Regions from separate parts of the Homo sapiens genome. Here region 2 is linked to region 1. The links are chromatin contacts, found by Hi-C or POLR2A ChIA-PET in ENCODE. All regions are on one chromosome and are shown on one strand. The core of a region is the stretch at or near the end of the contact, and the rest is flanking DNA. Distances in the headings are between cores, read along the strand shown.

Evidence for each region. Hi-C counts contacts between places; a loop is a spot of excess contacts on that map. ChIA-PET counts read pairs that join two places held with the same protein, here RNA polymerase II (POLR2A). Pooled maps may share reads with other maps.
Region 2: a loop to region 1 is called in a pooled map of adrenal gland, with 4 times the contacts of the local background. The contact joins the promoter of LINC02017 here to the promoter of LRTM1 in region 1. A Hi-C loop is called at or near these places in 3 of 168 maps with a recorded cell type or tissue (CD14-positive monocyte, dorsolateral prefrontal cortex and heart left ventricle) and 4 of 50 pooled maps. POLR2A ChIA-PET finds 5 or more read pairs at or near these places in 2 of 52 experiments (BJ and WTC11).

The regions. Positions count from the first base shown.
Region 1 is chr3:54,925,689-54,931,001 of GRCh38, forward strand. LRTM1 (leucine rich repeat transmembrane protein 1) reads right to left here and starts at 2,371. Exons shown (of 3, transcript NM_020678.4): 1 at 2,217-2,371. The coding sequence starts at 2,223. The region is part of intron 27 of CACNA2D3 (calcium voltage-gated channel auxiliary subunit alpha2delta 3); the gene reads left to right.
Region 2 is chr3:55,174,325-55,180,141 of GRCh38, forward strand. It overlaps LINC02017 (long intergenic non-protein coding RNA 2017), which reads left to right and starts at 3,848. Exons shown (of 3, transcript NR_147142.1): 1 at 3,848-4,092. All of the region lies in intron 2 of LOC124906243 (a long non-coding RNA gene), which reads right to left.

The sequences.
Region 1 (5,313 bases), core at 1,121-3,620:
TCCAGTATGGGAGCCAATAGCCATGTGTGGCTACCGAGCTCTTGAGATGCAACTACTGCAACCAAGGAACTGAATTTTTATTTGTATTTCATTTTAACTATTTTAAACAACAGTAGCCACATGTGGCTAATGGTTACTGTATTGGATAGGGCAGATCTAAAGCGCTGCTACGTATTGATATCCATTTTTGCCGTTGTAATTCCATGAACAAGGATAGTGTCTGCTGCTTTTTTATTCAAGATTATAAAAATATGGAAAAGCATTAAGAATAGTATAATAAATACCCATTTTCTATAATAGTTCTGCAAGTCCTTCATGGGTTATTGTACTTCCTTGATTCTTTTTTCTTTCAACTCAGAAGAGCAATGCATTACTTATGCAGTTGAACTTACTTTGATTCATGCCCAATTTCTATTTTCCAGCATAAGCCCTTTTCCTCACACCATTACTGATGTATCCCTCCAGACATTTTAAAAACAATCATTAGTAATGACAAAAATCTCAAATAAACATATAGCATGCATTTTGAGCCACCTACCATTCTAAGTGCTTTATAAATATGTATATTAATTAATCCTCATAACCTTGTAAATATGGTTCCATTATTATCCCCATTTGAAAGATGAGGAAGCTAGGCACAGAAAAGCTGAATCACTTGCCCAAGTTCACACAGAGTATTATAGTAGAGCTGTGATAAGGACCAAGGCTGTCTTCCTCCCTCCAGAGTCTGTCAGAGTTCTTATCTACTGTGCTCCACTTTTCCTCCCTCCAGAGTCTGTCAGAGTTCTTATCTACTGTGCTCCACTGCCTGTCAAATACACACACACACACACACACACACACACACACACACACACACACACACTCTGTTTTACATAACACTTTTTAAAAATCCAGATAAATGTAATCATCAATATGTCTCATTCTGCAATTTGCTCTGTTCACTGAAAACTGATCTATCCACATGGATACGTGGAAAGCTAATTCATTCCTTTTAACTGTTGTAGCATATTCCATGGTGAGAGCATGCCACATTTAGTATTAATATTTACCCCCACTCTTATGAGGGGTAGTTGAACGGTTGCAGTTTTTTTCTTCATTCTAAATGATGCTGTAAAACAGCATCCTTGTTCAGACTGCCTTGGCTGTGCAGGAACTGGGAGAGGGTCTCTGGAATCCAGAGAAATCTTCTCACAGGGCTCAGAGAGGAGATTAAGTTCACATTTTCTTAGATACTGCTCTGTCATTCACCAAAGTAGCTGTAACACTCCCTTCTTTTTTTTTGAGACTTGAATTTCAAAATATGACAAACATCTGCCAAGGGCATTTTACTATAAAGTGGTAGAGGAATTCATGAGCCACACAGTAATATCCAAAACTCAAAATAGTTATCTACTCAAAGTGGAAGCTCTTGAAAGGGGCTTTGTTTGATTGATTGTTTGCTTGCTTGCTTGTTTTGGGCCTTAACTAGGGAAATACACAGCATGGCTGTCATGCACTTGAGCCTTTTCCCCTTTCTTCCTTAAATTCTCTACTGAGGCTAACAGTGCTCTAGGGCAATAGGGAAGATGTTTAGAGAGCCTTCTGAAAGAGAGTCTTCTCAGTTTAATTTAGTTTAAGGGATGCAGAACATCACAGTCCCCTTCCCCTTTCCAGAATATCAAAGAGCAAAACCACTGTTTTCCTTTCTATAATTTTGCAAATAATCTAAATGACTCCTTTCAAAGCCAAAACATCTTCCCCTCAGTAATGAACGGACACCCCTCATTTTTAGCTGTGGGGCTCAAGCATTAATTAGTTGCAGGAAATTAATTCTTAAACCAGAGAACATGTTTGCCGCAGAATCCACTGATCTATTAATGAAAGGCTTGCCTCTCTGAGATTGTAGCCAATTTGTTCATTCTTTCTTTGGTTCCACTTTTCCCCCCAAAGGAATAATATACGAACTCCAACTACAAGCACCATGTTTCCTATGAAATGGCCCGTGACATGCCAACTACATATTCATGTCATGACTGCATACATTTCTCTCCACCCTCTTCCTCTGCACCCAACATGCGCAAACATAAATCATTCCATGCAGAGACATTTTTCATATCTGTCCAGTCTTTTAAGACAGACGACTTGAAAATAGATTTCCCGCAGATACCTTTGTGAGGGGATACCATCTTTCTCCCAGACAAGAACTTTTCCAACGGGAATTGATCAGGGCTCACCTTTCATGACTGAGTCTCCTTGGGCGTCCTTGCTGACCTCGTAGACCCTTTAATTAATGTGCAGAGCAACACACGAAGGGCATGGCAGACTCAGAGCCCAGCTTTACATTCAGTCTTTCTGAACCCTGCCCTTGCTTTTCTTCAATGCAGAAAACAGTTGTTGCTTTCAAAAGACCATTTATTTAAGCAGCCCTTCCCCTTGTCTCCATCTGGCTGGGATCAGTTTCCATAAGAGGATCTTGGGATCGTGCCCCTCTTCTTTCTTAAAATGTTGGCCTCCCCAGGATCATCCCTGCCTTTCCCATTCAGACGATGAGCCGCGTAAAGAATGTTTGTCAAACCTTGGTGAACAGCTGTAGCATTCAAACATGACCCCAGTGCCTCGGCCTTTTTGATTATTTAATCTGCTTGAAGTACAGGGCACCAAAATAAAACTGCCTTCTTAATCCGGCTGTGGCTTCTGAATTCTGTTGACTTATTAACCATGCCGGGTCACCCCTCTTTGGGTTGGGGGATGCTGGACGGGACCCTCACCTGGGGGTCGAGCAGCAGAGCCCGCAGAGTGTGTAATATGAGGACAAATTGGCCTGCTGGAGGCTGACACGGTTTGCACCGTGCACTTCTTTGGTCATCGAAGTCTTATTCAGCCAACATCTGTGGGGATTAGCTGTGTTGACAGGGTCTTGATGCCCTGAAATTCATAGCCATGGTTTCCTTTAGTGGACATCACAACCTTCCTTCTGGTGCCACAAATAACTTCTCAGCTGCTTGCTTGCTTGCTTGCTTGCTGCCCCCACACCCCACCCACTCCCCAGCCCCCGAGTTGAATTGACCTTTTGGTTAGTGTGACTTAAGAAATACTTCTTAATCTTTCTTCGTTTCCCTGATGCTGAGGTCCTGGCCCTTCCCTCACTTTTCACATATAAAACAATAAAGCCGCCCCCTGTGAGCATCAGGCGTCAGTCGACTGTGACTCTTCTCTAATTGAAGCTTCAGGGAACTTTCCCACCAGGGACTGGAACCGTTTCTTTGAATGTGGAAATCCCCTGCCATTTGCTGAGGTGGGGTTTCAACCCCTGAAGCTGCCCTTCTAGATAAAACAAAATGTTCTGCTGTGTGTAACTGTGTGTACGCTTTTATGGAAGCAGCATGAAGTGCAATCCTTGGCTCCAGGAGGTATAATTGAGCCATTGGGTTTGGGCTCTGGAATCAGGTGGGTCCAGAGTCGATATTTGGCTCCACCATCACCAGCTGCGTGTCTCCAGGCAAGTGACTTACCCACCCAGAGCCCCATCTCTGACATGGGGACAACATTAGCCCTTACTTTACCAGGCTGTGCCCAGGATTAAATATGGCAGTACACGACATGGCCCAGAGTGTCTTCATAAGTGTTCACAATTTTGCATGAGAAAGGCTTTCAGGATTTGTATGCTGCCAACTTCTGAGGACAACCTGGACCGGTCAGCAGGAGGAATGTCCTGAGGGAGGTCTTGACAGAGGGCCATGGAACCTGGCCCTTCGTGCCACTCTGCAGGTACAAAGGGAAGAGGCCCTTTGTGAATGGAAGTTGAAAACATCAAATTTTGATTATTTTCAACAACCTGTACTTTGTGGACTCTTTCATCCTTTGGCCAAGCCCCTTGTCACCCCACATAACCCAGTATATTCATCCTGCCTCTTCCAGAAAGCCCACTTTACGCAACCTGCCATCTTTTGTCCTTCTCTCCAACATTTTTTTGAGCATCACACATACAATGGGCAAAAGTCAGGTGTAGGTGACAAAGCAAGTCAGGTGATGAAGAGCCACTTAAATCTTAAGAACTCAATGATTTCTTCCCTCCTTCCTTCCAATCCCTCCTTCCTATCCATCTGTTTCAGGTGCACAGAATTTAATGACAATAATTTCCATTATTAATGGAAATACATACATAACCATCAATGGCCCCCATTAGCATTCAATCATTAATTTATCATAACACAACAAACACTTGTGAACTTAACACTCCTTCTAAGAACTAGAAAGTTACTAATAACTCATATCTACCTGTGTGCCTCTCTCTTTCCCTGGGGTCAGAAACATTTTTTTGTGAAGGCCAGATAGTAAACATTTTAGACCTTAAGAGCCATCAGTCTCCATTGCAATTATTGGACTCTGCTGTTATAGTTTGGAAACAGCCAAAGACAATACATAAATCAATGGGTGTGCCTGCATTCCAATAAAACTTTATTTACAAAAACAGGTAGAGGCATAGATCGGCCCACAGGCTGTGATCTGCAAACTCTGGTTATCCCATCCTCTGGCAACTGCTCTCACTAGTCCACCACCCCACCTGTCACCCACCCTCAACTCCCACCACCCAGGCAAACATATCCACTCTCCTGTTGCCTCATCTATCAAATGAGGGGGTTGGGTAAGATGATCTTTAAGGCCTTCTTATGTCCAGAACCTTGTCATTCTGGTCAAAAAGCATAAATGGGATTGAAAGGCACTCTACTTACCAGCTTTAAGGGGGCTTAGACAGACAGAGAATTTAAATACCTCTTTAGGTTATAGTGGAGATATTTAGCTGTGTCTATAAGGCCCAGCTGGGATCCAGATATCTTAGACTTGGGGGCCTGAAAATGATCAATCTATTGACAGCACAATTGGATGTTGGAGGTCAAGACCCTGGCAGAGAACCAAAGGCAGTCAAGGACACTTCTGGTTAAAAGCTAAATGAAGAAGCACACTTTCATGCTGCTTATTCCCTAAAGTTCTATGGTCCTGGGAAAATCCCAGGCTCTCTGAGCATCAGCATTCTATCTGTAGAATGTAGATAATACCTACCTCGCCGGAGGCAGGGAGGATCAAGTGATACTTAAGTGCCTAGCACATATCTGGTAGAGCAAAAGATCCAAAGTGGCATCTTGGCCAAGCATGGTGGCTCACGCCTGTAATCCCAATATACTTTGGGAGGCTGAGTAGGTGGATCAGTTGAGGACAGGAGTTCGAGACCAGCCTGGCCAACAAGGTGAAACCCCATCTCTACTAAAATACAAAAATTAGCTGGGCGTGATGGTGGCCTTCTGTAATCTCAGCTACTCAGGAGGCTGAGGC
Region 2 (5,817 bases), core at 2,598-5,097, 250 kb after region 1:
GCTAAGAGATAGAAATGGAGGCGGTACCCATAGGATTCTCTCTACTAGGCTAGGGGAAAAGATGAGCCTGGGAATACTCCTCAATCCATTTATCCTATTGCATGAGTATCATTACAGGCAGATGAGAAATCTGCCTGCTTAAAGACAGAATTTTCTGATCCCTTGGAGAAAAGAAAATTAAAACTGTTGTTCTTCTTTCCATTAGACTGTGAGCTCCACAGTAGGTGGCCCTGGGCCCAGTGATCTGCACCTCACTAGGACTTAAACCTTGCCTCATACTTAGCACAAAATCTCCTAGAAGGCATTATTTATTGGGTAGTTACTATGTACAGCTAAGTAATTTATATGTATTAATTAAATTTTGCTTCAATCCATATCATTGCAGAGTATAAGTTCTAACATAATACTAAGAGCACTCTTAAATAGTTACCTAGTTCTTACCAAGCACTGTTCTGAGTTAACAAATATTACCTCATTTGATCCTCACAGAAGCACCATGAGGCAGATCCCATTATTATCCCTGATTTACAGTGGGACAAGCCCAGAGAGGCTCTGTTGCTTGGCACGTTTGCAGCCTGTAAGTGATGGGAGCTTGCGGGGATCCAATCCAGCTCACAGTCCCTGGCCTCAGCTAATGTTAGCCTGTCTCTCATGGTATTGTGTGTCAGAACACATTCCTTGGATCTAGACATTTTGACCTGACATTTGACTCTGCATTTCTAGCTATATGAGCTGGGGCCACTTACTTAACTCATTCAAACCTTAGTTTCCTCAACTTGGCCGGGTGTGGTGGCTCACGCCTGTAATCCCAGCACACTGAGAGGCCAAGGCGAGTTGATTGCTTGAGGTCAGGAGTTCAAGACCTGCCTGGCCAACATGGTGAAACCCCATCTCTTGACTAAAATACAAAAATTAGCTGGGTGTGGTGGCACGTGCCTGAAGTCTCAGCTACTTGGGAGGCTGAGGCACGAGAATAGCTTGAACCCGGGAGGTGGAGGTTGCAGTGAGCCTAGATTGTGCCACTGCACTCCAACCTGGGTGACAGAGCAAGACTCCATCTCAAAAACAAAACAAAACAAAAAACAAACAAACAAAAAAACACCAAACCTTTGTTTCTTCAACTGGACAAGAAGCTAATTGTGATTCTAAATTCAAAAGTTGCTGTGATGACTAAGTTAATACATCTTTCTAGAATAATCCCTGGCATGAATTAAATCTTCATGAATATAGCTATTACTATTATCACCTTTTTGCAGATGAGAAAACAGGACCAGAGAGGTTAGTTCACTTGCCCAAGGTCACACAGCTCATCAGTGGTAGATATAAAGTGGAAATCCAGGTTGGTCTGTCTTTTCTCCTGTGGACGAGAGGCAGTCTAACACACCTTGTCACTATATTTTTCTTGAGCTCCAGACTGTGAAAGCACAGTAAATTTTTTTTCATCGTTCATTTCTTGTAAGCAACTACCACTCCTGGGTAGATCCAGCTCCCAAGGACACTGGACAATGAAGGAAGTATATTTCCAAATCTGCAAATCATCAACAGAATTAAATCTAAATGTCACATTACATCCTGTCTGATATCTGGTCTTCCCTAAACAGACATAAAACTAAAATCTGTTTGGACTGCTTTGCCATTTTCCAAAGCATTTCCCAGACTCTTTCTTCTATCCTGCCTTCAAAGTCCTGCATTAGCCCCTCTCCCTCAAGGGCAGCTTGGCATGGGCTATGGTTCAACACATGTGGTCTTCAGTCTACTTTTGCGAGACAGGTTTCCTTAGGCATTCTCTGCAACATATGAAGCTCCAGAGGGCTGAAACTCAAGTGCAGGAAGCCAAGGCTCTGAGGGGCACGTGCAGCTCATGAAGTAGGTGGCCGATGCGAGCAAAGGTATGTCCACCCTGCCTCACAAACTCCAGATTGCACAACTAGGAACTGGAAGGAGATAAACTGAGCCCAAATGAAAGGAGCCCTTTATTGAATTTAGTGGAGTAAATTAATCTAATCTTACCTCCCCTAAAAGTGAGATGGATTAAATTCTCAATTGCTTCAAATTAATCTCTAAATTGCCTCAAGAACATATTTTATAAATAAGAAATTCATGGTGCATTACACAGAAAGCAAGAGATGTTAAAAAAATCAAACTGGCATTTTTGTATATCTTTGATTTTTTTGTTGATGTCTGTCTTAATCTGCTGCTATAACAGAATACATGAGACTGGGTAACTTATAAAGAAAATAAATGTACTCGGCTCATGGTTCTGGAGGCTGAGAAGTCCAAGATCAAGGGGCCTTATCTGATGAGGGCCTTCTTGCTGTGTCATCCCATGGCAGATGGGCAAAGAGAGGGTGAGAGAGAAGGGGCCAAACTCATCCTTTGATCAGGAGCTTACTCCCACAATAATTAACCCACTCCCATGAAAATGACATTAATTTATTCACAAAGGCAGAGCCCTCATGACCTAATCACCTCTTAGTGGTCTCACCTCTCAGCACTGTTACATTAGGGATTAAATTTCCAACACATGAATTTTGGGGGACACATTCAAACCATAGTAATATCAGAAAAAATGGCCATAGTTTCCAACAAAGTTATCTGACATTATTTTGGTAAAAGTTTTCTGGCTCAGAGCGATTGTTTTTTCCATTGAGTAAAATTTCAGTGACACTCTATTTGCATAAAATTATTCATAAATACCATCTGTTTATCAATTAAAATGAAAAATACTGTTGTTACTAGATTAGAGTATTTGATTTTGATAAGACATGTAATGTATACACTGTCTAGAGGCTAGGAATATATCTATGTGATTTCTGCACTCAGAAATCAGGGCCATAATAAAGAAGATCACCTTGGCAAGCTCCACAGTATGGTTTTTATTAGTATTTCCTATGTTTGTGGTATAGAAGGAAAATACATCTATGCCTACAAATCGAATCTCATTGACCTAAAATATTGCTTGCTTATTAAAAAGTCCAAATTAAAACAAAACAAATTGAATTTACAGACAATTTTCTCAGTCATAGATTGATTCTGCCTTATTTTTCTTATTTGATGTGTGTTTTAACAAACCATTTAAAATTCCTAACACTATTAAGATGTCTTTTTACGTGCCTGTGACATTACCTGGGAGAATTCAGCTACATGAACATGAAGCTCTAATATTTTATAATTCAAGAATCCAAAAACAATTTTTTTCCTAAAAACAACCAAAAAGGGCATATTTTAAGAATAAATAAATAAAAATATCAGTGCATCATTGGGATATTTTATGTTAAAGCTAGCCATGGCAGATCTTTCTGTGATGTTAATAATTGGTTTCTGATATATCTTGTGTGTGTGTGTGTGTTTTTTTAACTCATTTTCTTGTATCTAAAATAAACTTATTTAAGACACAAATGTCCTGCTTAAGCTTAGGCACTTTGGGTGTTTTGAGTCAAACGTTGCATTATCAAATATTATTTCTCTACATCTCTGATAGTTCAATATATTTTTAAAATTACCTTCCTTGTCTCAGAGAGAAAACTCTTTCTCCTTACATTCCAACAATTGTTCTGTGAAAGCTCAGTGTTCACTGGAGACAGGATAAGGGTTTCTGATAGATCGACCTGGCTTGTACCCAGCACTGCAGGCTCTTGCCTGCACTGCTGGGACCTAGGGCTGGTAGAGCTGTAACTGCACAGAGAAGACTGCCTGCTTCTTATAGGTTGGTTGTCGCTGTCTGGAAGAGTTTAGCGCTGCTCTGCATCTTCTGCCTCACCTGAAATCCTACGTGTATCCTATGCCGTTCCTATGAAACCAGTTTAGAACACCAAACATACCACCCACAGTTTAACCCTTTTTGGCACTCTTAGAAGCCCAAGCACAGAGTTCGGAGAAATGTGAGCACCTGTATGAAGAGAAGATGGGTACAAAGGAATGAGTGGGGGTTCCTCTTCACCATCCCTAAAACTGTGGCAGTATTTAGCAGCATCATTGATGAGGCTGGTCTCAGAACTGTGCAAACATCTGCCCTGCCTGGCCTCTCAATGAAAAAGCTTCTACCTCTTAACAGGTATTTCCACCAACTCGCTGGCCACCTCCCTGTTACAGGTTAGTAAACTGATCAAGCCTTTTATTTGAAAACATGAGGAGACACCTCCTTAGTTAAATAATAAAGAAAAGTCAAGATACCAAACACATGCCGAGGAATGAAATAGCTACATCAGCATAACAGATTCTGAGGCAGCATTAGATTCTTTCTGGGCATGTACGCAGTTTCAATTGAGTGTTCATTTTCCCTGCCACTCAATTTTCCATCCTGAGTTAAATGTCTAAAGGTAGAAGACAGACAAAGATGATTTCCCAAGGTTGCTTCCAGCTTCTAGATCTTGGTGCCTAGAGTTTAAATTATTTTGTTCTTAAAGTGGAACAGCTTATTTCTAAAACATTAAATGTATGATACAGCAGAAGAGTTAATAGTCCTTGAATTTATTACCTCCTTCCCCCTTTCAAGAAATATCTGACATTCTCTTCCAGAGCAGGGGTAATAACCTCATTCCTCTCAGGATCCACAGTGCTAGGCTTAAAGTGGGGGTCTAGCATATTCTGAACTGACTTGAAATCACACATTTGGATCACTTAATAGTTAAGTTCCTACAAACGTTTGGCATCCAAAGAGGGCCGAGGATACATCTTCGAAACAGATTATTTTTAAACTATGTGGATCTATGCATCCTGATGCAGATAGATCTCCAAGAGATCTTGAGGAAAAGAAAGTGTGGAACAATACTTTCTTCATATGATTCAGATTATGTTGTTTAAAAGAGAAGCAACCCCAAACTATGTGTTTCTTTAGGTCTGTATCTCTGGATGCAGATGTATTAGAAAAACAGCAACAAAAGGAATGCTATCCAACGCACTGACGGCAGCCTCTAGGAGAGGATGGACTTGGAACTTCATCTGACCTTTGTATTTTTAACAACCAAAACTTATTAATTCAGGACTTGCGTTCCTAAAAGTAAGCAAAACGAAAAAAGGAGGTATAACAAATTTCTTATCACCAAGAGAATTCAGAAAAAATCAGCAGATAGGTCAATGTTGCATAGTTTATGAAAGCAAGGTGGAAATGCATAAAATCAGAGTGCCGTGGAAAGGATAATGTTGGGGCATTTTTCAAATGCATCTTGTTCGAATGTACTCTGAAAGGTGGTATAAATTAGCAGAAAGTCACCCTAATGCACAGCAAATGCAAAGGCAGAGAGGCATTTGAAGGAGTCACTTATTTTAAAAACAAATCTTAAAGGAACACGTTTAAGCATAGAAGTTAACATAGATGTATAATTACACTGAAAAATAATTTTCATTTTTGAAATACATTTCCTTTTTGGAATTTAACAAACAGGTGAAAGAGATTTAGACTATAAAAGGAAAATTCGATTTAAGTTTTAAAAAGTTTGATGTTAATGGTTTTTGTGGGGATTTGAAAATTATCTAAAGATTTTGATGAAAATCTCTCCACATGAATATTTAACAAAACATCTACAAAGAGAAATTTTATGTTGGTTGAAAATGGAATTTTTCCACCCACTCTATCAATATCTTTTTTCTTTATGATTTTGTTTAATTAGTATATTATTTTATTGTGAAACATTTCATGGCCAGTACAGAAAATCAGAAAGTACAAAAAGCAAAAAGGAAAAAATGAAAATATTCATAATTTAACCAGAAATATCTATCTTGGATTATGTCTTTGGCTAACCCTCTTATGCATATATGTATTCATATTAAAAACGATATTTTTCAAAAACAATGTTAACTTAATGTATTGGAACATTT